Linked DNA regions of Homo sapiens: region 2 is linked to region 1. A link is an interaction called in ENCODE POLR2A ChIA-PET data of the cell type or tissue named here. Cell type or tissue: Caco-2. All regions are shown on one strand.

What was found. ChIA-PET counts read pairs that join two places held together with the same protein. Peaks named below come from ENCODE experiments on the same cell type or tissue, not always from the same donor. Only the 100,000 strongest peaks of a DNase experiment are listed, where the experiment ranks them.
Region 2: POLR2A ChIA-PET joins it to region 1 with 17 read pairs; 2 of 35 experiments call an interaction of 5 or more read pairs at or near these places.

The regions. Positions count from the first base shown.
Region 1 is chr20:48,343,926-48,346,425 of GRCh38, forward strand. No RefSeq gene overlaps it. Among named protein-coding and RNA genes, the nearest start is that of LINC00494, 15 kb to the right of the region's middle. In Caco-2, no CTCF peak of the experiment used is centred here; no DNase peak of the experiment used is centred here.
Region 2 is chr20:47,375,865-47,378,364 of GRCh38, forward strand. No RefSeq gene overlaps it. Among named protein-coding and RNA genes, the nearest start is that of ZMYND8, 20 kb to the left of the region's middle. RefSeq lists enhancers at 85-586, 587-1,086. In Caco-2, no CTCF peak of the experiment used is centred here; a DNase peak (open chromatin) is centred at 1,475.

The DNA of each region.
Region 1 (2,500 bases):
ACAGCCTCACTGCACGGTCTTGCAGAACGTTCTCAGAGATGGGACAGGAGCTGCTGTAGGTTCAGTCTACCTGGGAAAGAGGGAGAGGGATTTGCTCACCAAATCCCATGTCCCATTCGTCAATGTCTGCCCCACGAGGTATTAATTTCCAGCACTCCCGGAGCTGCCTGAATGTGGGCCCCCAAGGGTCCCTTGGAGTTGAGATCTCAAAGGTAACAGGGAATCCCTGACATGTGCCAGGATGGTCCTCTGCCAGAATCCCCTCCCGCAACATTTCCCCTGGGTCTGGAGAAGCCTAAGGAAATAGAAGTGGGAGGGGCCAGCCCTCGAAGCCTCATTAACTAAGGCTTCAGCGTGGGACAGTTACTATTTCATCTGATGGACTCCTATCTTAGGACTTCAAGTGCCCTTTCTTTTCTCTCCTCCTAGATAACTAGTACTCATGCTCCAAGGCCCAGCTCAGATGTGATTTCATTCCTGACTTTTCAAGGCGGAATTCTTTACATTTTCCCCTGGGGCCCCCACAACACTTGGCTTACCCCTCTTTATGGCATTGTGATGGACACTGCCATGATTTTGCGCATCAAGCTCCTGCCTTCTGTTAAAATGGCTGGGCTTTCCTTTGGGAACCCCCTCAGTTAATCAGATGTGAGTGGGACTGATTTCTCCACCACCCCTAGTCACCCCATCCAGAGAGTGGAGGTCATTGGCAGAGCTATTCCAGGACCAGGTCTGGAGACTCTTGGTCCACGTTACCATCCATCTCATCTCAGGCTGTTGATTTGTCTATGGGTAGTTATCTCATAGTTGGTACAAGCAATACTGTTGCTTAGCTCACCTATCATCTGTTCTTAACCCTCTCTCCCTAGCTACCTTCCAGCTAGGCATTGCAGGAAACAGAGTCCTGGACAATGAAATATAAGTAGAAGTCTGCTGTGGGTTTCCTGAAACTGTTTTGCTTTCTTGATTTAGTCACTGTCTTGCCCTCTCTTCCCCATCTTCCTGCAGTTGATGTGATGGGTATGATGGATGTGAAAGATGGAGCAGCAGCAGCCGGTTTGCAGCCTTGAGGGAAAGGCCAAGAGGCTTGTGGAAGTCTCGGTGATGCCATCTCCAAGATGCTGAACCACGACCAGCAATTTCCTACCCCAGATTTCTCAAGATTTGAGGAAAACAGTTATGTAATTAAGTTTCTATAGCTACGCTTTCTGTTCCTGGAAGCTGAAAGCATTCCTGATTAATGTGGTTAGTTTTCTGTTCAACTAGCAAACAGTACAGTGGTAATGACAGAGTCCTAGACTATCTGGGCTGAAAGGAACCTCAAACAGAGGTCAACCAGTGACCTGTCCTTTCATTTCACAGGGACGAAAAGGGACAGGAAAGGGGTCCTTTCTGGGGTGCTTGTCCAGGGTGCTTCAGGGAGAGAGGGGTGGAACCAGGACTGTTTTCTGCATTTCTCAGCAGCTCACGGTTGCTTTCACCACACCTCACTGATGTGTGCTATCTTCCAGGCAATAATGACAAGAGCCACCATTTACTTATTAGGCCAGGTGCAGATTAAGTACTTTGCCTATATCAATTCATTACATTCTCACCAAACTCCTCCAAGGGAGACAGTCTTGTTATCATTTGCATTTATGAGGATGAAGCCAAGCACAGAGAGATCAAGTAACTTGTCCAAGTATCCAAATCCAGACATTGTAGTGATGATGACTCCAACCTCAGGAGTCTGGAGCCTGAGCTCCCACATGGAACCACTAGGCTGTACTGCCTGGGTGGGGTTTCAGAAATGCTGGTATAAGATTCCAGGCTGGTAGGAGCTTCTTAGGGTGAGACGAGTAGGGGCAAATCAGCAGGGCCACCTCTCTGGTAAAGTCCTTGGGGCACTGCTTCCGGGAAACACAATGTCAGTGGTGCCACTGGGCTGTCCAATGTGGTGGCCCCAGGGTTTTGTCCCTGCAAGTGTCACACTGTGAGTTCCTCAGGAACTAGATGACAACATAAACAAATGAAGCCAGGTGACTATAGTGAGGGGTGTGGAATGAGGCCAATTGGGGAGCCCAAGCACCTTCTAAAGGAGCATCGGCCCCTCAGCTTCAGCCTCTGTTACTGTGGGAAAATATGGGTCCACATTTTACAGTTTTATAGGTTTTCAATGACTGCCTCAAATCTGGACCTTTTTCTCTCTCTCTGCTTTAATTTAATTTAATATATCTCTCTTGGTTGTGCATCATTTAATTTTATTCTTAGGTAATTTTTTTATTGTTATGTCATCCATATACCCTAAAATTCACCATTTTGAAGTATGTAGTTGAATGGTTCTTAGTATATTCACAAACTTGCATAGCCATCACCACTATCTCATTCTAGAACATTTTATTTATTTTTATTTATTTAGAAGTGGAGCTTTCCTATGTTGCCCAGGCTGATCTGGAACTCCTGGGCTCAAAGGATTCTCCTACCTCAGCCTCCTGAGTAGCTGGGATTACAGGCACAGGCC
Region 2 (2,500 bases), 970 kb before region 1:
ATAAAATGAAGAAATCTGAGGCCAGGTACGGTGGTTCACACCTGTAATCCCACCACTTTGGGAGGCCAAAGCAGGTGGATCACCTGAGGATGACCTCTGGCCAACATGGCAAAACCCCATCTCTACTAAAAATACAAAAATTAGCCAGGTGTGGTGGTACACGCCTGTAATCCCAGCTATTTGGGAGGCTGAGGCACAAGAATCACTTGTACCTGGGAGGCAGAAGTTATAGTGAGCCGAGATCACACCACTGCACTCCAGCCTGGGCAACAGAGTGAGACTTCACCTCAAAAAAAAAAAAAAAAAAGAAATAGGATCTTTACAGAGGTAATCAAGTTAAAATGGGGCCATTAGGGTGGGCCCTAATCCAATATGACTGAAGTTCCTATAAAAAGAAGAAATCTGAGGCTGGGTGTGGTGGCTTACGCCTGTAATCGCAGCACTTGGGAGACTGAGGCGGGCGGATCACTTGAGCCCTGGAGTCTGAGATCAGCCTGGCCAACATGGTGAAACCCTGTCTCTACAAAAAATACAAAAATTAGCTGGGTGTGGTGGCGCACAGCTCTCAGGAGCTGAAGCAGGAGGATCACTTAAGCACAGGAGTCGAGGCTGCAATGAGCTGTGATGGTGTCATTGCATTCCAGCCTGGGTGACAGAGTAAGACCCTGCTGCCAAAAAAAAAAAAAAAGAAGAAGAAGAAATCTAGGCTAGGCACAGTGGCTCATGCCTGTAATCCCAGCACTTTGAGAGGCTGAGGTAGGAGGATCTCTCAAGCCCAGAAGTTCAAGACTAGCCTGGGCAACATAGCAGGACCCTGCCTGTTTGAAAAAATTTTTTTAAATTATCAGGGGTTGGTGGTGTGTGCCTCTAGTCCCAGTTACCTGGGAGGCTGAGGCAGGTGGACCACTTGAGCCAAGTTGAGGTTGCAGTCCAGCCTTGGTGACAGAGTGAGACCTTGTCTCAAAACAAAAAAGAAGAAATCTGGACCCGTGGCCGGGCATTGGTGGCTCATGCCTGTAATCCCAGCACTTTGGGAGACCAAGGCGGGCAGATCACCTGAGGCTGAGAGTTTGAGACCAGCCTGACCAATATGGCAAAACTCCATCTCTACTAAAAATACAAAAATTAGCCAGGTTGTGGTGGCACGTGCCTGTAATCCCAGCTACTTGGGAGGCTGAAGTAGGAGAATCGCTTGAACCCAGGAGACGGAGGTTGCACTGAGCCGAGATTGCACCACTGCACTCCAGCCTAGGTAAAAGAGCAAGACCCTATCTAAAATAAACAAACAAACAAACAAACAAATAAAAAAGAAAGGAAGGAAGGAAGGAAAGAAAAAAAAAGAAAAGAAATCCGGACACAGAGACAGACACAGACGGAAGATGATGTGAAGACAGAGGATTGGAGCAATGCATCTACAAGCCAAGACATGCCAGAAATTGCCAGCAACCACCTGAAGCTAATAGGAAGAGGTAAGGAGGACTGTCCCCTACAGGTTTCAGAGGAAGCATGTCCCTGCCCACACCTCGATTTGAGACTTGTAGCCTCCAGAACTGTGAGACAATATATTTCTGTAGTTTTAAGCCACCCAGTTGTGCTGCTTTGTTTTGGCAGTCCTAGCAAACGGACACACTTGCTTTATTTTTCTTTATTTAAAGCTCTGATAGCCACCTGCCACTGCACACATTTATTTGCCTGCTGACTCCCTGCACCCAGGATGGACTGCAGGTCTCTTGAGGCTGAGGTCTCATGTTCATATGTTCATGCATCTGTTACAAGGGCTGGCATTTACTCCTTCCTTCAGGAACTATTCATTTGAGTGCCTACTATGCCAGGCCCTGCCTTCTTTTTTTTTTTTTTTTTTTTTTGAGACAAAGTCTCACTTTGTCACCCAAGCTGGAGTGCAGTGGTGCAATTCTCATGCCTCAGCCTCCTGAGTAGCTGGGACTACAGGCATGTGCCACCACACCTGGCTAATTTTTTGTATTTTAGTGGAGACGGGATTTCACCATGTTGCCCAGGCTGATCTCAAACTCCTGACCTCAGGCAATCCACCCGCCTCGGCCTCCCAAAGTGCTGGGATTACAGACAGAGTGAGCCACCGCGCCCTGCCAAGCCTTGGCTTTTTGAAGTTTACATTCTAGTAAGAAGAAACAGGTAATAAACAATAAACAGATAATAAAAAACAACAATAAGTAAATAATAAACAATAAATAGGAACAATAAAATAGGTAGTGTGTTAAATGGTGATGAGTGCTATGGAAAAAAATATAGCAGCAAGGGAGATGGTGGGGGGTTGGGGTGGGCAACGGTGGTCATCAGTGTAGACAGAGGCCTCACCAAGGAGCTGACAGCTGAGCCTGAATAAGATCAAGGAGGAGGCGTGGGGGATTTTGGGGGACAGCAGTACAGGTTGAACAGGGGTTCCCAGCAAGAGCGATTTTGCCCTCCAGGGGACATTTGTCTGGAAATATTAGGGAGTTGCTCCTGGCACCTAGTGGGT